Linked DNA regions of Mus musculus: region 2 is linked to region 1. Evidence: chromatin loops called from intact Hi-C (ENCODE). Cell type or tissue: heart. All regions are shown on one strand. Links, peaks and the distances in the headings refer to the core of each region. The heading gives the core; the rest is flanking DNA.

Region 1 (11,576 bases), core at 1,574-9,573:
ACTTGAGACTCTACCAAAAAAGAACAGGGAAAAAGGAAAAAGAAAAGAAAGGAAAGAATGACCAGGCGTGGTGGCGCATGCCTTAAATTCCAGCACTCGGGAGGCAGAGGCAGGAGGATTTCTGAGTTCAATTTGAGGCCAGCCTGGTCTACAACGTGAGTTCCAGGACAACCAGAGCTATATAGAGAAACCCTGTCTTGAAAAGAAAGAAAGAAAGAAAGAAAGAAAGAAAGAAAGAAAGAAAGAAAGAAAGAAAGAAAGAAAGAAAGAAAGAAAGGAAGGAAGGAAGGAAGGAAGGAAGGAAGGAAGAAAGGAAGGAAGAAAGAAAGGAAGAATGGATGGTTGGATGAATTTTCTTCTGGAATGAAATCATTTATTCACTGTTGTATTTCTGGCATGACTAAAGCATAATATGAGTACATGTTATTACCTCAGAAACAATAATGAGATATAGTGAAGGTTTTGACTAAGAGCTCATAAGAAGATACAAATTGTGATATAGAATACAGTTTGTTGTAATTCATTCCTGGCTTACAACTCCTTCCTCAAAGCAACTCTAAATTTTCCCTGCCTAGAGATGGTGAATTAGCTACGTATCTCGTTTCTGTGACAAAGTGCCTGACAAAGGAAGTTCAGGGAGGAGGAGGGTTCATCTGAGCTCCAAGGTTGGGGGTACAGTTCATCAGCACAGGGCGAGCTTGGTGACCCTAGCTGTCAGGGCAGGAGTATAAGGCAGCTGTTCGTGTTGTGCTGGAAATTCGGAAGCAGAGAGATGATGCTAGGGGCTGAGTTTGCTTTCTTTCCCTTTCCCTTTTAATCCCGGCTGGATTCTATCCCACAGGTATGTTTTCCTTCCTCCGTTAAACTGCTCAGGAAGGCTCCTCACGGGCATGTCTATCCGCGTGTTTCCTAAGTGATTCAAAATCTAGTCACGCTGACAATGAAGATTAATCACCACAAATCTCCCCACTGCCAACTTGACACGCCTGAACATCACTTTTAAATCATAATGTTCCACCCCTGGTTGTCAAAGGCTCATAGACACGTTATAATGCGAGACGCATCCAGTTTATCTTTAAGAGCCTGTCATATCCTAATGGCTCTAAACATTGCTCAGAAGCCCCCAAAATTCAGAGTCTCTTCTGAGGTTCAGATGGTCTCTTAACTACGAGTCCCTGGAAGATGGAAATATTCCGTTTTGAACGTTCAATATATGTTGGAGGATAGCAAGGAAAGACTGTACGGGAACAAGACCGAATCCTAGGATAGCAAATTGTAACCCCACGGAGCCAGTGATAGCCTCCTCTGTGTGCCAGCCTTCCAGCGCTGCTGCCTGTGACACACACAGCCTCTCCCTCGGGCCGCCTTTAGTCTATGCCTACAGTTTTCATCAGTAGATGTCTCGAGGGGCTGCCAAATCCAATATATTCACTTTCCATCTCAACCCACACTTGATTCTCACAGCTCTATGCAGTGGCGGCTTAGGCAATGTGAACCTACCATGTATCACCTGGCCTCACGGAGTCTCCAGAATCTTGGTGCAAGCTCTACAACCCTAGACCAGTTGCACTTTGCACAGCTGCAAAGCCAGAACCATGTGAACGCCATCGCTAGGTTCTTCGGCCAGCCCAATATGCAGTATGGTGCCCTTCTGCCAGATCTGTAGGGGCCCCTGGGCTCCTTGGTGGCTGACCCTGGAAAACCACTTGTGGAGGAGTTTCCGAGACAGACTGTCTCCTTTCCCATGAATATCGGCTTTCACAAGTTGGAGTCCTCAGTGGGTGTGGTCTCGCCCTTCCCTAATTTCTTTACAATTACAGCTCCGCTTTTTGCACCCACTTTGTCTTCAAACCAGCTCATTCTCTCCTCCTTGCCAAACTCCATGTCTTTCACATCTTTCTGCTCTCGCTGGACACTAGGGACCTGCGCAGGTTTGGCTCTCTGACCCCTCTCCTAGGTTTCTATAGTAACTTACTTTATAGCATAGATATTCGTGCTGATAGGGAGCTTGCAAGGCCTAACCGAACTCTTTCTGGCCTCTCTGTGTAGTGCAAAGTTGATTGTTTGCTTGTTGACAGGGAGAAGTCTTCCTCCTGTTGGATAGCCTACCTAATGTTGTGTTTGTCTTCGGAAAAAAAAAAAATCTCAAGATTTCTTTCTATCTAGAGTGCCCTTGGGATAGGTAAGGATAAACAGTTTAGATTGGCTTTGCACAAGTCCGTGGATAAAATAGAGCCTTTTATTTTCTTTGTGTGCTTGTCTTTGGGCATGTCTCTCCTTGTCTGTTCCTGCAACTTAAACTCTGAGATTTACAGGGTTGATAGGAAAATAACAGCTCAGAACAGGGTGACAAATTAATTTTAACTAGCCCCCTCCTCTGTCTCTGTGTGTGTGTGTCTGTCTGTCTGTCTGTCTCTCTCTCATCACTTCAAGAGCTGGGTTTTTCCCCAGTAACATTTCTTTGGGTGTGGTAGGGTGACAAATTAATTTTAACCTCTCTCTCCCTCTCCCTCTCCCTCTCCCTCTCCCTCTCCCTCTCCCTCTCCCTCTCCCTCTCCCTCTCCCTCTCCCTCTCCCTCTCCCTCTCCCTCTCTCTGTACTTACTTCAAGAGCTGGGGTTTTCCCCCTATAACACTTACTTGGGTGTGTGTGTATGTGTGTGCATGCCACAGCTTGCCTGTGCTCAGAGGACAACCTGTGGGCTGATTCTCTCCTTCCACCCTGTGGAGTCCTGGGGAACTGAGCTCGAGTTGTTAGTTGGGACAGCAGACACAGCATCCCCCATGCTGTCTCCCTAGTCTTCAGGAGCTGTTTTGGGAAAGACTCTTAAGATTTATCCAGGCTCAGACTCCAAACGTAGGTCATATGTCCAGTTCGTAACCCATTCTGCGATGGTCACTATTCAGGGATTAAGATTCACAATTCTTTGCAGATAGTTTCTTTATTAGATGTTACTTTGAGGGGGGAAAATTCATGTAAGGGAACAAAGGGAGAAGGCTACAGATGGTTGTGAGACACCATGGAGGTGTTGGGAATTGAACCCTGCTACTTTTCAAGGGCAGCAAGTGCTCGTTCCTGCTGAGCCACCTCTCCAGCCCCATGCTACATGCTTTATACACTGGCCTTAGTGTTACCTCATCTGCTGATTCCCCAAACAGGCTGTCCTGTACTGTCTACTGTGAGGCAAAAATTAACCTTACACACACACACACACACACACACACACACAATGTTTCATTGAATGTACAATCCTCTCTCTGCCAGTGAGAACTGGTATAGCAATTGGAGAGCCTTGTAAACTCTGGGGGCTTTAATTTCTAACATGTAAAGCAAGGTTGGGCTAAATCAGGCCCATGTGGAAGGCAAATGGGGCCGACTATGAAGTCTCTACCCTGCTGAGCCAGGACAAGGCTCTAGGCAGCACCACTAAGGCCAGACTTGGCCAGGCCATGGCATCTCCTAATCTCCCCGGGTATTCCCAGCTTTGCAGGCACAATTACAAGTTCTATCATCACATTCTTCACATGGGAAGTAGATCAGGACCTGTGTGATTAAAGAGGGACCTGTGTGTGGTATGATACCTGGAATGATGTAAGCTAATCCCTCCCACCCCCGACTGATGATATGATAAGAGATTCCACAGAGTCAGAGGATAAATAGCAGTCAACACGAAGCAATGAAGAGGAGGATGGATTCCTGTAACTAAGATGATTCTGCTGTGCTTGCTGGCTCACACCTGAAATCACTGTGTGTGGAAGGGGATGTGAGAGGATCATGAACTGGAGACCAGGCTAACACATGGTAAGCTGAGGGCCAGCCTGAGGTATATGCAGCAACTGTCTTAAAACCCACTCTCCAAATGTTTGGCAAGAAGCAGCTTCAAGGGGGAGGAGGGGGTGGTCTGTTTTGCCTTAGAGTTTAAGAAGGGATACAATGGCTGGGTGGTAGTAGCACATACCTTTGATTCATCCATCACTCAGGAGGCAGAGAGGAGTGGATCTCTGTGAGTTCGAGGCCCCCTGGTGTGCAGAGTGAGTTCCAGGATAGCCAGAGCTACAATTTTTTTTTTTTTTGCTTTCACATATTTTTTAATTAGGTATTTTCCTCATTTACATTTCCAATGCTATCCCAAAAGTCCCCCATACCCTCCCCACCACCCCCTACCCCCCCACTCCCACTTTTTGGCCCTGGCGCTCCCCTGTACTGGGGCATATAAAGTTTGCAAGTCCAATGGGCCTCTCTTTCCAGTGATGGCCGACTAGGCCATCTTTTGATACATATGCAGCTAGAGTCAAGAGCTCCAGGGTACTGGTTAGTTCATAATGTTGTTCCACCTATAGGGTTGCAGATCCCTTTAGCTTCTTGGGTATTTTCTCTAGCTCCTCCATTGGGGGCCCTGTGATCCATCCAATAGCTGACTGTGAGCATCCACTTATGTGTTTGCTAGGCCCCGGCGTAGTCTCACAAGAGACAGCTATATCAGGGTCCTATCAGCACAATCTTGCTAGTATATGCAATGGTGTCAGCGTTTGGAAGCTGATTATGGGATGGATCCCTGGATATGGCAGTCTCTAGATGGTCCATCCTTTTGTCTCAGCAGTGCTACAATTTTTAAGACCCTGTCTCAAAAAAACCAAAAGGAAGAGGAAAGGAGGAGGAGGAAGAGAGAGGAAGAGGAGGAAGAAGAAGGGGAGGGAAACAATCTTTCATGGTCAAGAAAGGATGGTGGCAGGAATATGAGGTCGCTGGTCATGTGCCCTTCCCTACTTTTATTCACAACAAGGCCCCACCTCCTAAGGCTCCCATAATTTTCCAAAACACTGCGGACCAGTTGTTCAGACAGGTGACCAATGGGAGACATTTCACGTTCAAATTATAACATGGAACCAGATAGAGGGAAAAGCAAAGGAGGGGTGAAGAAAGTGAAATCATACACACATGTGAAGTCGTCATACCAAAGCCCATTATTTTATATACTGATTAGTTCTAGGCATGGTAATGCGTGCCAGTAATTCCATGACTCAGAGTAGGGACACACAGGCGGAAGGAGTGCTACAGGTTTGAGGCCAGCCTAGTCTATATAGTGAGTTTCGGGCCACTTAGCTCTACACCACGAAACTCTGTCTCAATAATGGTAACAATAACAATAATAGTAATAAAATTTGGGTTTTTATATTTGACATGTCTTTAAATGCTCCCCCCCCCCAACACACACACACACACACACACACACACTTTTCTTCCCCAGTTTCTAGAGACAGGGTTTCTCTGTGTGTAGCCTTGACTGTCCTGGAACTTACTCTGTAGACCTGGCTGGTCTCAAACTCACAGAGATCTGTCTGCCTCTGCCTCCCAAGTGCTAGGATTAAAGGTGTGTGCCACGACTGCCTGGCAATCCCCCCCCCCTCTCATATTAAATGTATTTACTTGTGTATGTGTGCTTGTGGAATCTGCTGTCTCCTTCCATCAAGGGGAATCCTGGTGACTGATCTCAAGGCCATCAGACTCTGTCAGGCTTGGCAATGGCACCCACTGAGCCATCTTGCTGGCCAGTCTTTGTAGCCTTATAACAAAGAGCATGTGCCTTCTTTTCTTCTCTCTTTAGTCCTGCCACTCCCATTCGCAAACGGGTGCTGAGGAAACCCACACTAGCATCACTATAAACAAAGTGTTGGCAAGAGTGTCTGATTCTGTCGGTAACTTGTACAGTCAGTGGAGAGTGATGCTGTCAGAGAGGATCTGAAACAGACAACACAGGAGCCCGAGGTCTTGATTTGAAATGAGAGAAAGTGTGGCAAAGAGAAACATCACGAGGCAGTGCAGGAGGTGGTCAGGATATGCCGTCTTCATGCCTGTGCCATATCTTGGCCTCATCTACCTTGTGTAGCTATTCTGGACTTCAAGGGCGAGGCTTTCAGCGTAGGTGTCCAGCCAGCTTGATAAGCACAGTCGTTTCCCAGAAGGTGGGGATTCAAGACACTTCCTGTTCTGGTTATAAATTAATATCTCAAGTGTCTTCTGGCCAGAGATACAGATTGAACAAAGAAATCATAATTCAACATGTCGTGGAGTGGAGGAAAGATGATTGGATACTTTGGATGCTGAAAGACCCAGTAAAGTTGTCTTGAGAAAGGTAGGGTTTCAGCCAAGATGGGTGCCGCCAGCCTGCAGTCTCGGCATTTGGGAGGGGGAGGCAGATGGAAAAAGAGTTCGATACCAGCCACAGGTGTATAGTGAGTTCAAGGATATCCTAGGATTTGTGAGACTCTGTCTCAGCAAAACAACAACAACATATCATACACTATACATACCATATACATATACCACACATACACAACACATCACACATACCATATACACTATATACCACACAAACCACATGTACACAACACAAATACACTACATACCACACATTCACACCATACTACCACATCCACATACACCTCCAAACCATACACCACACACACACAACACACACAACACCACACTGGAACACCCATACACCATACACCTATATACCATATACCTACAAAACACACACAACACACATACACCACACAACCAACACACACACACCAATGCCCACACACCATACACATCACACTCACATGAACACACATCATACACACAAACACACATGCACATACGCACGCACGCACACAGGCATGCATGGATGCACACACATACAATGGTAAGAGTTGTTATAATGTTAAATGCTAGCCTGGAACTGGCTCCAGGGACCTGACTGCTCTTTGGATCTCTATGACACTGGGGTCTTTCCCCGTAGCTCTTCTCTCTCTCCTGGGTATCGTCTTCTCATTCATGGTTTCCCATCCATGTGGGCACAAATCTACCTTGGCATCAGTCTCCACTATGGCTTCCCCACCTCCCCCTCTCCTCCCCTCCCCTCCCTTGCCCCTTCCCCCCACTCCTCTTCCTTTCCCTCCTGCTCCTTTTTCTACCTTCCTGCTACTAAATAATTTCTTCTTCTGACTTTGTAGCTTGAATTACAGATAGAGGCAACGTTTGGCCCTGCTCAGGTTCTGTAAGACACGTCCAGCCCATGTGGAGTCCCCGTCTGTTCAGATTGTTTCTGTCCAGTACTATTTGCTTTCCCCCTTGTTGTGACCAAATACGTTTTAAGAAAGGAAGGAGGGTTTGTCTGGGCTCTCCCTCTGTTTGAGGCAGAAGGGTGGTTGGGTTCTTGGCTGCAGTAGTAACGTAGCTAATACAGAACTTGAGTCAGCGGAGGCAAGGTTGTTGCTGGGAAGAAATTCACCGAACGGTGTTTTTGAGGAATGTGGGAGACTTTGAAACGTTGGGGTAGAAAAGCCATGGCATGCTGTCAGGAGAGTGAGTTTAGGGGATCCTGGAAGGTTAAGTGCTAAGAGTAATGTGTGCAGTGGAGGTCCAGCCGATGTGGACTGGAAGGGGAAAAAGACTCCTTAGCCACTGGGCTAGAGGCCATTCATGTGATATTTTGGTAAAAACTCTCTGCCTTCTTCCCCCGTTCTGAGAACTTACCTGAAGCTGAATCTAAAAGGAACAAATTCATTTCTTGGGTGGGGAAAATTTCAAGACAGCATAATGTTGAGCCTCTGGAGTGGCTATTGCTGACCACTTTGTTCAGGATTACAATGAAAAGGAGAAACAAACAAGACAGAAAGAAAGGAAAGTGCAGTTTGGAGAGGAAAGAGCGCTAAACTTCTTGGGTTGGGTCCTATGTAAAAGCGATGCTGTAATTTTTAAGATTAGCACCATTGGGAAAAGGCTTCCTGCTTTGCAAGGGGAAAAAAGATAGAAAGGTGCCCTCCGGGCAAGGCCTCACCCAGCTAAGCCTCCAGTTTGTACACGAAAGCCTAAGAGGTTGTTAGTGCCTAGAAAGCAATTACATCAACCCACAAGAGCTGCTGCTACTGTAAGTCAAGGGGTGGGATCCATCGCAAGCCAGCAGCTAAACTTGGTAGTGCCATCCAAATGATACTGATTTTGGAGATGGAAAAGATTCAAGATCCAGGGGTGTCTGGATAATCTCTTGTGTTCTGTGTGGAAACATCACCTATCAATAAAAGTCTGATGGTCAATAAGATGAGCGAGGATTAGAAGGTGGGATATCCTGCAGAGAGAGAGGAACTCTGGGAAATAGCGAGGCGTGGGAGAGATTCCACGCTTGGACTCGGAGGAAGTTGGATGAACAACATTGAGGAGACCTAACTTGCCATATGGCAGACATAGAATAGTATAAATAGGATAATCGAGTTATGAGCTAGTCAAGCAACAGGCCTATCTTATGGCCTAGGCATTTGCTAATAAAATATAGGCTGAGTCATTATTTGGGAAATGGGATGTGGGTGGAAAAGCCTGCAGTTACAGAGTGGGGGGTGGAGAATAGATTCCTCTTCCACAGTTTCAGAGAGCCACTGAGGCCAGATAACCTGTGAGAAATCTCTGAGGGGCCCTTGAGTGAAGCAGTAGATGGTGAAACCTGGGTTTCAGTAGAACCCCCAAGATGCTGGAGCTGTCAGAACCATGAGATAGATGTCTGCTAACGAAAACTGCATACAGGGAGTGGAACAAGCTGGACAGAGGGCGTGGTGCAGGGGGGAGTGTGGGGGTAGGGGGTGGGAGGTAGGGGGATGTAGGGCAGCAAAGCCGGAGGGCTTTAAGTACTTTGAAAATGAAACCTCAGACACTGAACATGGAACTGCAGGATTTGACGTTTGTCCTGCTGGGTTTTGGGTCTTGCTTTGGTCCAGTCTTTCCTCACTGTGTCCCCTTTTCTCCCTTTGGGAATGAAAACGTATATTCTGTGCCATTGAATTTAATTTGCTGTTGTTTTGTAATTTCCTAAATAGATGGGTTACAAAGAAGAGATCGCCTCAAGTTTCAGAAGAGACTCTGGGTTGTTGAAACTATTATGTATTGGACTAGATGTATTTTATGTTATGACATGGCCATGAGGCTTTGAGGGTCAGGGGCCAATGTGATGGGTTCAAAGGAGAAGTGTCTCCCAAAGGCTCATGTATTTGAACATCTGGTTGGTGGTGTGGTTTGGAGGCAGTTTGGAACCTTTAGGAGGTACAGCCTTGCTGAAGTAGCTCACTGGGTAGGGTCTTGGGGTCCCCTGCTTCTGTTAGCACAATGCTTCTGCTCACCACAGTGAACAGCAGGTCTTCCCCTCTAGAACAGCAGGTCTCAACCTCGGGGTGGTGACCCCTCTGGGGGTCAAACAGCCTTTTCACAGGAGTCGCCTATCAGATATCCTACATATCAGTTACTTTATGATTCATAGCAGTATCAAAGTTACAGTTATGAAGTAGCAACAGAAATAATTTTATAGTTGGGGGTCATCACAATGTGAGGAACTAGTATTAAAAAGTCACAGTGTTAGGAAGGTTGAGGACCACTGCTCTAGAGCCATAAACCAAACCAAACTCCTTCTTCCTTAAGTTGCAGTTTGGTCCCAGTGTTTTCTCATGGCAGTAGAAGAGAACCTGATGTATCCAGCATGCTCATAGTCCCCTCCCCCTGACCTGGCCCTTCACGGTTTTCTCGTCATGGGAAGAATGCTAACATCATGCCATTTTTGTCCCTTTCACATTAATAGTGTGCACCGTGAAATTTATACACATTTGAAACTTTAGTCACTGTACTATGATGAAAAATTATTATATAAATGATATCAGTATTTGGGAGGGGGAGGCAGAAGGAAAAGGAGTTCAAGACCAGCCATAGCTGTCCAGTGAGTTCAAGGACATCCTGTGCTGTGTGACACCCTGTCTCAGCAAAATATCGCTCTCTCATATACTCAAGTGTGTACATGCACACACACTCAAAGGTAGGAACTGTTATTGTAATTAGTTAACTAGAGTTACTTTTTGCCACAAAATGCTTCTTAATGTTTTTGTTTACACCTGTCTCTGAACTCAATCCTCTGTGAATTACCCTTCCATAGAAAAGATCTGTGTTATAGGAAATTTATTGCTATTAGTTTTTTTTTTATCCTAGCTAGCTCCCAAATAAATAGGCAGAAACTATTAGACTTATTTGATAAGCTTATAGCATAATAACTGGGCAGTTATTAATCTATTCTAATAATTCTATGAGAATCTACCTCCCAACCAAAATCCCCAATATATTTCCATTTTAGTATTGATTTGGCTGTCAGCTCCAGCAGTTTTCTCATGGTGTCTGCCCACCCCTCAACCCAAGGCCAATCTTCTCTTCCTCTCCTCTACCCTTCCCCCTCACTATAATCGGAAGTCCAGCCCTGTTCTCTCTTCTGCCCAGTCATTGGCTGATCAGCTTTTATTGACCAATCAGAGATACTCCAAGAGCGATGTTTACGCAACATTGAAACAGGAGATTCTTAGAATCTCCACAATACGCACCACAATGCCACGTCCGCTTCCAACTAGACACGGGGGGGGGGGGGGGGGGCCGGCAGAGAAATCGGCATTTGAATAATATAAGCATGATCTTTACATGAGGCACAGCAACACTATATCTATAGATCTGCATGGCTTTAAACTTAGTCACCGCCCCCCATGGGCCCCTGGGTATGGGGGCAGCTGAGCGCCTCAGTGTTCGCCTCTCCTCAGCAGTGAACAGTCCCTGGAATTCTTTCTTCAGTTAAGAAGAAAGAAGTCTTTGTCCTTACAGCATTAGCTATTGTCTAGGTTTGACATTCAGAAGTCCCACTTGAAAGGCATTTCAGAGATGTCTGGCGCTACGGCCATCTAAGAGAAAACTAAACTAGGTTTAAATTCTCCCCCTGCAAATCTAGAAGGTCTTAGTTTTGAAAATAAAATAGTTTTGAGGCTTCCCTTTTTAAAAGTTCTTGAAAGACAGAGACAGAGAGAGGGGGAGGGGAAGAGAAGACGGAATGGGAGGGGAGAGGGAGACAGAGATGGACAGACAGACAGATGATGAAAACAGGACTGGCTGTAAAGATGGGACTATCAGCAGAAGTTCCAGAAGTTTGGAAGAGGGTCGTGAGTAACAAGTGCGATCAAAATGTATTATTTGGAAGTGTGAAAATGTCATAAGCCCATTATGTATAATTAATATCCTCTAATGAAACAGCCGAAAACCCGCAGTTTGACAAGTTGGCCTTTGTGTGATTCTCTAGGAAGTCTTTCTTATCTTTGATAATTTCTTCCTCTCTTTAAGAGAGAAGTTTTGTGTTTAGAATAATTGCCTTTGGCAGCCCCTCAGATGAACTCTGGTACCCACAGACCATGTCCCAGGGTCTGTGGTTACGGAGGTTCTGTCAGTCTGTTTGTTGCTGTGATAAATGCTGGAGAGGAACAGGATGAGGAAAGAAATGTTTATTTTGACTCATAATGTCAGTTTAAAACCCATGACCACGTAACTGCTTGTTTCTGACCTACACTGAGGGAAGAAAAGATCGTGGTGACTGATAGGTCTGCAGGGGGCTGTTCACCTCGTGGTAGACAGGAGAGAAAGAGAGAAACAGAGAGACAGAGAGAGACAGAGAGACAGAGACAGAGGAAAGCAGAGAGAGACAGAGACAGAGACAGACAGACAGACGGATGGACGGATAGAGAGATATT
Region 2 (11,576 bases), core at 2,502-10,501, 130 kb before region 1:
TTTTGGAACCCAAATGATGGTGGGGGGCAGGGGGTGGGGGGGGGCAGGGGAGACTCTAAAAATATTGTATTGATTCTGCCAAAACATTTATACTATGAAGCTGATGATTTCTTTTCCAGTTCAAACACAGGTTAAAACTATAATTTAGGAAAGTGATGCTTAATAGCACGGAACTAGATGTGCTCATTAACACAGAGATTAGGCAATTACCGAACTGATGTATTTTCGAAATGTGGGATAGTTTTGATTGCAAGATGTCAGGAGAATTTTTCTGCATTTCTCAAACTTCCCCAGCCTTTTAAATGTTAGGAAATTATATATATATATATATTTTTATGAAATGGATGTAGCTCATGCTTGTTCCACCAGAGGTCCTGGGTTCAATCCTCAGTACCACAAAGAAACAAACAAAACAAAACAGAGAAGGGACAATTATTTATATAGTCTTCTAATTTAAGCGCTAAGGGTTAAATCCAGGATTTTGCACACGTTAGGCAAGCCCTTTGTCCCCTGAACTACATCCTTTCAAACACTTGTTTCATTTCATCAGCTTCAATAAAAGCAACATCTTACCTGTCTGGCCATATGCAAAAATACAAGCATTGTATCCCTGAAAGGCTTTCTCGAGAATTCCTTCCCCGAGGCACTTGAAAACGACTTCTTGACCTAGAAAACAAAACAAACATTTAAGACTTATTGGTTTCATGTGCATGCGTGGGTAATCACAGAAGCCAGAAGAAGGTGTCAGATTCCCCGGGGCTGAAGTTACATGCAGCTGTGAGCCACCTGATGCAGGTAGTTCTTAAAGCAGAAAGTACCTTAACTGCTGAACCCAAACAGATATTTAAAAATAAAATAAAAAGGGTGATTTGTGTTGAGAGATGTATGTTTTTATAAAAAGAGAGATGTGGTTTTATATTAACGTGTATCAATGTTTAGCTTGCATGTATATGTGTATGTATACAACACATGCAGTTCCCTCAGCCGCCAGAAGAGGGCACTCTATTCCCCCGGAACTTAAGTCACAGACAGTTGTGAGCCACTGTGTGAGTTCTGGGAACTGAACTTGGGTCCTCTGCAAGAGCAGCAAGTGGTCTTAAGAGTTGAGATATGGGAAGCCCTCTACTGGTGTATTAGTAATAACCTCTTAGTCCTCCCCCCCTCAAAATTTACAGTACAGCTATAAATGAGAGTGCAGCAAATGCAGTTTGTGTAGATGGGGCTTGCTTTGCTGCCCCTGTTGCTCTCAACTGTACAACTCCCAGTGAGCCTCCTAACCTAGCCTGCTCAGCAGCTGAAACTCTAGGCAGGGATAACCACACACAACTGGTTTGCACTTTCAGTTTTGTTCCTAAACTACTGCCGAATATTTGGATAAGTTCACGATTCCATACTGCTGCTGCTTTGACATTTCTCGGGGGATTAAAGTTCCTTCTCCATTGTTAGCAGGCTGTACAAAAGCAATGTCAAAGTTGGTTTCCTTTTCTTCTTTAGAAATTGTATCCAAATGTTATTTAATACGAATTGTCTTGTCTCCCATCTGGGTTTAGTTTCCAAGTAGAGAGAACCCTGAGTACATTTTCTTAGGCCCGCTTCCTCCCCGCACTGTCGACTGCTGGGAAACTGCTCATTGGTGGTGGTGGAGGAGGTGACAATGGCTAATGCTGACTGTCAGTCAGTGTGACAGGCTCTAGAATCTCCTAGGCAGCAAACATCTGGGCATGCCTTTGAGGGATGATCTGGATTAAGTTATCTATAGGGAAGACTCTGCATGTGGGCAGGGACACTCCATGGGCTGGCATCCGTCCTGGACTGAATCAAAAAGAGAAAATGAGCTAAGCAGAACCGCTCATCGCTCTCTCCTTCCTGACTGCCCACACAGTATGGTCAGGGGCCTCTTGCTCCCTGCTATGCTTGCCCTGTCCTCCGGAATTGTGAGCCAAAAGGACCCCTTCCTTCCTCGACCTGCTTTGGCCAGGGTACTTGATCAGGACAATAGAAAAAGTAACCAAGATGTTGCCATTCACCAGTTCACAGATCCACCTCATCTGTGCTCCTGCAGGAGGACAAAGGCAACTTCTCTTTCACTAACCCTAGCCAATCTCAGCTCCTGCGGCTTCTACCATGACCTACACTATCATGGAGTGGGACAGAATAATTATGACATGTTTAATAAACATTCAAGGTGGCATGCGCTTTCTTCACATTGATTATCAGACAATGAAGAGAATTACATTATACTTCCTTCCCCCTGGTTACTAGAACATTCGCTCCCACAGCATCTGCAGGCACTACTGGCTTATATACTATTTCCAGCTCTGGAATGAGTGCACCCGGATGTCAGAGATGGCAATCTCATTATCTTTGTAATCCCAGTGCCTAGTATAAAGTGCTTAATAAATATCTGTTGAAAGATGGGAGTCAGTTTAATTGCTTCATCCTCCATATATTTGCACATTCAAACATAACCAACTGCGAGCTATTGGTGGCGTGTTTCTCTCTGACGGGAGGCTGGATGGGGTTTCAGCATTGCCTTGCAGTGCGTCCAAACTTCAGAGTAAGACGCTTCAAAACCTGTCACAAGAGACTAGAACTGACACTTCAATCACGGGGCTGCCAAAAAGTGAGATTCTGGCAACGTCAAATATTGTTGAGCTGTAGAAGTAGGCGTCGCTTATAAACCTCTGCTGAGAGAATCATCACAAGAGGCCATTTGAAAGGAAACCCGAGACTGGAGTGAGCTCAGAGGTTAAGAGCGCTGACTGCTCTTCTAGAGGACCCTGGTTTGATTCCCAGCAACCCCAGAGCAGATCACAACTGGAACTCCAGTCCCAGGGGATTCACTGCCCTCTTCTGGCCTCCTTGGGTACTGAATGCAAGCGCTGCACAGACACACATGCTGGCAAAACACTCATACAGATAAAACAAAATGAAAGGAAGCCGGACGGGAAGGGGGTAAGACTCCATTCTGAGCCACTGTGCGCGCATATCTGAGCTGCTCTCCTCACATGACCTCGTCAAAGATGTTTTGGCAGCACTGTTTAACATGCTAGAACCTGCAGCCAAGTTAAGTACCCAGCAATAGCATGAGATTGTATGCCTTAAATGTAAGCGTTCCAGAATGAAAAAGCATATACTTTAAAAATAAAAAATAAAGTACTTACACGTGTCAACAATTGTAACAAGAAACATTATTGAAGAGGGGAAAGCCATGCCACAGTAACTATGTAAAGACTTAGACATTATAATGCACGAGTCACCCACACAGAGAGAAGGGGGCGGGTTAAAGTTTGCAAAATGAATCGAAAAAAAAAAAAATCCAAATTTACATCGCCTTTCCTCTCCCTTTCTAACACCTACCATCCAGTACAGCGCTTCCTCCTGACACGTTGGTAGCACCCACAGATTTTAAAAGCAAACAGAATTTTAACAGCCTTGTCTAAACACACAGTGCGTTGTGAGGTGTGTGTGCACACAGCCACCAACAGCATGGCTTGTCCGCGTCACTGTCTCTGACACACATACTTGAAATACCGCTCTTAAGTCGCAGTCTGCTACAAGGCTCTTGATCTCCCCCCATAAGAATATCAGTATTTTCTCCTGTTTTGAAGGGGCCTTCCTTACTCTCTAAGCACTCTGGGCTCCGATTCAAAAGACAGGCCAGGCCTTAGTCTTGAGTCAAGCCTTGGCCTAGGCAGGATGCAGAGTAAGCTCAGCTGTGCTCAGGCTTGGTAGAACTGCCCGTGGTCCAGACTCAAGCCCACTCTAACGCTGTATCAGCCCAAGCAGATGACCATAGCAATCCCGTTTGCTCTTCCACACTGGTCAAACACTCCCTAGGAAGGAGCAGGGACAGGTGGGACAGGACTTCTAGCTACTGGACCATAATCCACAACTTCAATTCTGCAGACTTGGGGAACAAAACCAAGAATACTGGGTTGGTTTGCATTCATCAACTTGATTGGCTTTAGACTCACCATGGAAACCCACCTCAGGGTGTGCCTGTGAGGGTATTTCCAGAAAAATGTAACTGAGGAGGGAAGGACTCACCTCGAGTGTACCAGGTAGCAGCATCTCCTGGGCAGAGTAAAAAGAAGCAAGCAAGCTCTGCATAGCACTCACCTCTCTCTGCTTCCTGACTTCTAACATCATGTGACCAGTGCCCCCCTACGTCCTGTCACCATGCCTTTCCCACCATGATGGATGTAGCCCCCTAAACTGCAAGCCAAATAAACGCTTTTCCCCACTAGGGGCTTTCTGTCAGGCATTTGGTCACACAACAAGCAAAGTAGCTGATGTAAGTGTGAGGGCTTGGACTTGTCCCCCAGCGTTCACTGGCTGGAAACTGGACCCCCGGAGCAGGAGTATCAAGAGGTGGTAGGGCCCTTTAAGAAAACACTAGGTAGGTCACAAGGGTTCTATCTTCATGAATGGGGAAATGTGGTGATCACAGGGGTGAGTTTGTATCACAGGAGTGAGCTTGTGCTGAGGCCCAGGATGGCCCTTGTCCCGCTCTCAAGCCAGGAACTAGTCTGCCTGTATTTATGCCAAGAAGGAAGAGATGGCTTCCCTATCCAGTTGGTGTCTTTATCTGTAGTCACACTTTATAGATTTCTATTCTAACTTTAGATACACAGGTATGGCAGGTGACCTATAAATATGATGACAGGTGACTGGGGTCAGAAAGACTGTCATCTGCCAAGACCTCGTCGCTGGTGAATATAGCCAGTCAGGAGCTCAGGCCTCGGACACTGGTGATCAATCAGCCGCTCTTGCTCTTGGTCTCCATGGTGAGCTTAAACTCTCAGAGCCTATCTGGAGCTTCGTTTGTGTGTTTCCTTGTTTATCTCTCATTCTGGCTTCAACTATTAGACTATGATGTCAAGGCCCATTGCAGCTCTACAGAGCATAAGGCATGCGTCACACATTCGTGTTTGATGACAGAATATAACCCGAGCTTGTCACATTTACACTTACCTATTGTGTGGATGTGTGGCTGTGTGGATGCATGTGTGGATGTGTGGATGCATGTGTGGATGTGTGGCTGTGTGGATGCATGTGTGGATGTGTGGGTGCATGTGTGGATGTGTGGATGCATGTGTGGATGTGTGGATGCATGTGTGGATGCATGTGTGGATGTGTGGCTGTGTGGATGCATGTGTGGATGTGTGGATGCATGTGTGGATGTGTGGATGCATGTGTGGATGTGTGGATGTGTGGATGCATGTGTGGAAGTCAGAGGAGGAGACAATTCTCGCACCTTTTCATTCTGTGAGGTTTGGGACTTGAACTCAGGTCATCAGACTTGGCAGCAATCACCTTTACCTGCTGAGCCATGCCATCAGCCCCGTGGCTTTTCATATTTAATAAAGTTTCATTCATAAGTGGGATATGAGAGAAATTTGGAAAGCAAACAAATGTGTGCGCGTGTGTTTATAAGTGTTTATACACATAAATGCATAAAGCGAATGTTTTCGTGTATTTCTGGAAAGAAAATTTTTTTCTCCCTTCCATCTGCAAGTAACGATACTAAGATGCAACTAGGAAAACAGTAAAATAGAAAGAATTACTGTGAAGCTTATGTGTTTTCAGAAATCTACAGCTAGGTTCCTTGAGAGACCGGAATACATTTTATTATAACTTCACATCCCAGAGAGAACTTATTCTTTTTAAGACAAAAATAATGAGTATTTCCTTCATCTATGTGAACATTTTTTTTAAAAACCTCTTATTTAATATATATTTTCAACTATCGTGTGTGTGTGTGTGTACATATGAGTGTGTGAGTATGTATGTGTATGCATGTGCATGCATGCAGGTAGGTAAACTTTCAGGAGTCAGCCCTCGTCCTCTACCCCGTGGGGCAGGAGATCAGACTCAGTTTCCCAGACTTGGCAGCAAGCACCTTTACTCACTGAGCCATCTCAGCGGCCCCTATGTGAACACCAAGCTGGCCATCTTAGGATTCTGATATAGGCATCCCAGCCCCACCCTGCAGACATCTCCGTTCGCTTTCATTTCCCAGGATTTACAGTTTCCTACACTTTCCTGCTGACCGCCATTGCAGGGATTCCCCAAATTAAACACGAGGCCTTCTCTCTGACACCCGTCACTGCTGCTCATTATCCTGACTAGGCCAGGTCAAGAAGGAAGAAGACCCCATTTTTAAAAGACTTATTTATTTATATGAGTACAATGTAGCTGTCTTCAGACACACCAGAAGAGGGCATCGGATCCCACTACAGATGGTTGTGAGCCACCATGTGCTTGTTGGGATTTGAACTCAGGACCTCTGGAAGAGCAGCCAGTGCTCTTAACTCCTGAGCCATCTCTCCAGCCCCAGCTCACTTACTCTTAACGTTAAGTAAATAGGCTGTCTGAGTTCTGAGTCACTTTATAAGCTGGCTGGTACACCCCCCTCCCTTGCTTCTTTCCTGAATGCATGCTAAAAACATCAACTGTTGGTCCATCATACATGTTATCATATATGCTAAAGACATTAACTGTTGGCCTATCACACATGTTCCAAGTATTTTTCCCAACTCTGTCATGCAACAGTTTTGTTATTTCATATTCAGATATTAAAGAGCATAGCTAGATGGCAGCAGTGAGCAAGTTCAGCAATAGCCCAGCAGGTAACAGCACTTCCCATCTGATGACCCCACTTTGTCCCCTGTGACCTACATGGTGGGAAGAAAGAACCGATTCACATATATATGCAACGTAATTATATATATATATATATATATATATATATTTTTTTTTTAGCCAGGTAACCCTGGCATGGTGGGAAGAAAGAACCAATTCACATATATATACAACATAAATATATATATATATATATATTTTTTTTAAAGCCAGGTAACCCTGGCTGTTGTGGCAAGCTGGCCTCGAACTCATAGATCCACCTGCCTGCCTCTGCCTCCTGAGTGCTGGGGTTAAAGGCGTGTGCCACCACTGCCCAGCCCTAAAAGCAAAACTTGTAATACTCAAATCCTTTCTCTTTCCTTTACAGTTTTTGCTCACAGTTTTCACACACAGTTTTCACACGGGAGTTTGCTCACATTTTCGTTTAGTTGTGAGTCCTGCCTCTCCCTGGTGGAGGGGCTCTGGGAAGGCCTCATGTCTTAAAGTGGCAAATGCTGAGCGCTCTTTCACTTGACTGATGACCAGGATATCAGGCTGGTCACAGAGGCACCAGCCACTGTGCCTAGCTAGCGAAGAGCCTGAGATGGTTTTTAGTCATTATCTACAATGAGTATCATCTTGTCATTAGTTTGGTGCAAAAAAGGAAGTCACCAGCTAGTCACCGTTCCTTCTGTCTTGCCAGAGCTCTGTACAGCTTCCTAGTTTTAAAGATGACAGTAAAAAGGATGAGACAGTGGACAGCAGTCCTCAGAAAGGAATCATTGTTGCCTGTTTTTTTTTTTTTTCATAGCTTTCTTTGTGGTCTCACTGATAAATGTAAGGAGGGAGTGTTTCTCACATTAGAGAGAGAGAGGGAGCATGCTAGGATCCAGGATAGGCAAACTAGTCCCCAATCGTTTGCAACATTAGGATAGAACGTTGCAGTGGGAAAGAACACGCTATAATGAACAGCAGCAGTAAAAAAGCCAATGGGACCAATTCTATGGACTTCTCATTATTTCCCCACCCTGACGCTGTGTGAATGCATGAGCCCTGGGCTGCAGTTATGCTCAACCAATTCTTTTGTTCAGTCACCATCAGGGAATCACTATTACAGGAAGAATAGCTGTGAACGTAGTCAAGATCCCAACGGTTAACCAAATCTTCACAGTGTACCATGTATCCGTGGAGCAGACTCTGCCCTCATCAACAACAGTCTCTGCAGGCAGCGCAGGGATGGCTTCGCTTCTTTGCTCTGTCTTAGAACACTGGACATCCCAAAGACCCACACAAAGACCCATGGTTGACCCAGATGAATGAAGGTCTTTCTTTCCCCCTCTGTAGTACTGGGGGCTAAACGTAGGGTCCTACATGCTAGGTAAGTGTTCAACCACTGAGTTCCATTCCCAGCTGCGAGGGTTTTTCATTAAAAAAAACCTTCTGTCGTGTTCATGTCCGTATTTTTAAAAAAACCTTTCTCAGCCTAGGAAAGAATGACTTAGCCGCTGCTTCTGAACCCTGGCTCACACACACACACACACACACACACACACACACACACACACACACACACACACAAAAGGCAGCTGTTTATGCTGCATGGTGGGAACTAGGGAATTCAAACACTGCCTGGGCAGATCTCATAAAAGATGCAATATTCCCACCCTGAATGCTTCCCAATTACAGTTTACAGTTTACACGCAAGCAGAATGGAGTGCTGTTTGTCTAGGCAAAGGCCTACAGGGAGGTTCAGAAGTCCTGTGGGAAACAGGAGGATCTATGGGTATTTGTTCTCAACCCAGACAGACAGAGCAAAGCTACAAGACTGCCCAACCCAAGAGGCCCGTGGCTTCCTGGCAGAACCCGTGTCAGGGAGGCATCTTTGGAGACCGCCCTGAGCTTCACACACCCGCTGCAGTGAACCCACAGGGCATGCCGCATCTGACCTCACTGTTAATAAGCATGGCCAAGACGCCCTTTTCCTTCAGGGTTTATAATCGCATCTCTGATGACCATGTAGACAAGTTATAAAACCCGGGCATGCCCAGTGAGACATGCAACACGACGTCAGAGCAGTAACAGGAGCTCCTGTGTGGGACCTCTGCAAGCTGAGTCACCCAACACTGAGTCACGGATGATACGGATCTTTGAAAAACCAACACCGCCAGGTCTCCCTACGTGGGCGTCACCTGACCCCTTGGGAACAGCAGTAACGGCCTCCCAGCCACCATGCTAGGTCTTTACAATTCAGGGTCTTGACAGCAATGCACTAAAAGGAGTCAACTTGGAACAAGGGAAAAGACAACTAAGTCCTGTGTCCAACATCTACCTACGGAACAGACAGGATGGACCGGGGCCTAGGAAGTAGGATAATGAAGAAAGAGGGTATGGTCCAAGTTGTTTATAATCCACATTTAAAAAAAGCACCACCATGGACACAGCAGAGTGGATAGAACTCTTCAGCAGGGTGCGGCACAGTATAGACTTCCACGAACAGAATATACTTCTACGTGGGAGAGTATAGGATCTAAGATTGGAACGATGTTATAGCTTAGGTCTTTAATGTCTCCAAAGTCCCACAAGTTAAAGATTGCTGTCCAGGGTAGTACTAGTGGGAAATAGTGGAGTTTTTAGATGGTAAGAACCTAAGTGTGTAGAGAAATCCTTGGATTATTGGGGGTACGCATGAAGAAGACTTAGAACCCCAGTTTTCCCTTCTTTACTTCTTGACCTTGAGGTTAAAGGTTTTAATCTACCTTGCAGCCAGTCATTATACCCTGTCTTTTATCTCAGTACCAAAGCAATGGGGCCAATCAGCCATGAACTGAGGCCTCCAAAGCTTTTCTCTCTATGTAAGGTTTGATCTCAGGTTCCCTATAGCTACGGAAGCTAACCAATACAAACCCAACCCGAGATCAAATTGATCTCTTAAGCCCCTTCTTTTCTTCATCTCTTTTCCCTCTAGAGTTGGGCTGGCAGGAGCTTGGCTGTGCATTTGTGAGCTGCAACTCCTAGCCCTGCTTCTTTATGAAGGTGCTTTCTCCTCTACACAGGGCTGACAGCCACAGTAATTTTGATGACTCTGAACTTGGCAGGGGCTCAGATCCAAATCTGAGCACCTGGATAGTACAAGAATGGACAGGTCTCGCTTGCATACCTCAAAGGGAGAAGAAGGCCTTATTTGAATGAGGTTTAAGCAAATTCCTTCCTCAAAGGCCTTTGGCGTGGGGAGTGCAGCTCACAAAATTTCTCACATCCAGAGACTTCAGGCCATATTTAAGTTGAATGAAACCAAACTCTAGTTCAGATAAAGGAACAAAGACGTTAAGCCTACACCTGGAGGTGCAAATTTTAATTTTTCAATCAACTTCAGAAGTTTACTGTGAAGGGACCTGGTAAAGAGAACTTGAGAAACTGGGCCACGAAGTGAAAGCAAGCCTCAGGCCACTTTCCACTGTGGCATCCAAGTGCTATCAGAATGGCCGTTCAGGGAAGTGTTACTTGTACCATGGTAGGGAGTGTCTTACCCAGACAACATTTCCAACCCAGGGACACTGCTAGGGCTGGCATGAGCTGGCCGTTTCTGTTGTTGTTATTTCTAGATGAAGTGGCTGACTCACAGGGAAGAGAGCCAAGGAGCAAAGAAAGCAAGATCGACTGGGGAGCCTGTCTCCACACGAATGGCTGCTGACAAAGAAGCGTCCCTCAGCTCTGACAGCATTTGACAATGATTCTCTCCAGTAAGGTAGCCGGCTCAAGCTTCTGTCCCTTCGAGAGCTCCTGGCTGTGGTGGTCTTGGGGAAATGTGTAAATAGTGCTCAGCCGAGCACCTGGGCTCAGGAGTTTGGACAGCATCTGTCTGGAGAGAAGATTCAGGTACTAACACTCCCAGCTCAGTCCCACACCACGGCTTCTTAACAGAACCACTCTAGGGCTCAGGGAGACGAGACATGTCCAGGACAGGAGTCGAATCCATACGTCATCGATAGAATGTATCCCTGTTTTTATGTCATCGATAGAATGTATCCCTGTTTTTATGTCATCGATAGAATGTATCCCTGTTTTTACGTCATCGACAGAATGTATCCCTGTTTTTATGTCATCGATAGAATGTATCCCTGTTTTTACGTCATCCATAGAATGTATCCCTGTTTTTGTTTCCATTCACATTGGTCATTGCTTTTACCTATAAAAGGTAGCAGGACCTTCCCAAACCTCTATTTTTCTTCTCTGTGAAATGTGGACAACAGTATTTCCTATCTGACTCTACCTTCTGGTCATTCTATCTGCCCCCACATACACACATGCAAAAGGCTCAACACCATGCCGGGAAGGAATGTGGTATGTGGACTGTATTTTATACTGTGGTGACAGTTATCTGCCCCTCTGAACACAGCTATGTCAAACTGTTTCTGGGTCAGAAAAAGGAAACATGAAAAAGTTGGGGTGAGGAAGGATTTAAAAGGATATCTGGAGGCAGGGCTGTGCGTGTCTGTGCACACAGCACCCTGGGTCCCAGCTCCAGTGCAGATGAACCCTGTCATGGTGGTGTACGACTAGAACCCAGCACTTGGGAGGTGGAAGCAAGGTGGTTAGAAGTTTAAAGTCACCCTCAGCTTCAAACACAGCAAGTCGGAAGTCAGCCTGGGATATACGAGACCCTGTCCCCAAATTGAAAAGGGGCCTGGGGGTAGGGTAGAGAAAAAGACACATTATATAATAAATATATGCTATAAATGTAAATAAACATATATGTCTACTTTAAAGTTCATAACTTGCTCATTCATATTTTGGGCATCTTTACCAATTGAATTCTCCTGAACTGAACTGCTCACTCGTGTCCAGCTCTTGAGATTCACAGATATCAATAACCTTTATTGATATAAGCCTGATCCCCAAATCTTCTACCAGTTGAGGTATGATCTATAAAGAGTCAGTCGTACTGGGTT

The links. A loop is a pair of places that touch in the nucleus more often than their neighbours do. Peaks named below come from ENCODE experiments on the same cell type or tissue, not always from the same donor. Only the 100,000 strongest peaks of a DNase experiment are listed, where the experiment ranks them.
Region 2: it touches region 1 in a loop (2.5-fold over the local background); 2 of 42 quality-filtered maps call a loop at or near these places.

What each region holds. Positions count from the first base shown.
Region 1 is chr13:46,964,817-46,976,392 of GRCm38, forward strand. No RefSeq gene overlaps it. Among named protein-coding and RNA genes, the nearest start is that of Gm52038, 20 kb to the right of the region's middle. In heart, for the core only: a CTCF peak has its summit at 4,019; a DNase peak (open chromatin) is centred at 5,905.
Region 2 is chr13:46,832,151-46,843,726 of GRCm38, forward strand. It overlaps Kif13a (kinesin family member 13A), which reads right to left. Exons shown (of 38, transcript NM_010617.2): 5 at 574-666. Among named protein-coding and RNA genes, the nearest start is that of Gm22960, 65 kb to the right of the region's middle. In heart, for the core only: CTCF peaks have their summits at 2,851 (motif pointing left) and 6,578; a DNase peak (open chromatin) is centred at 10,211.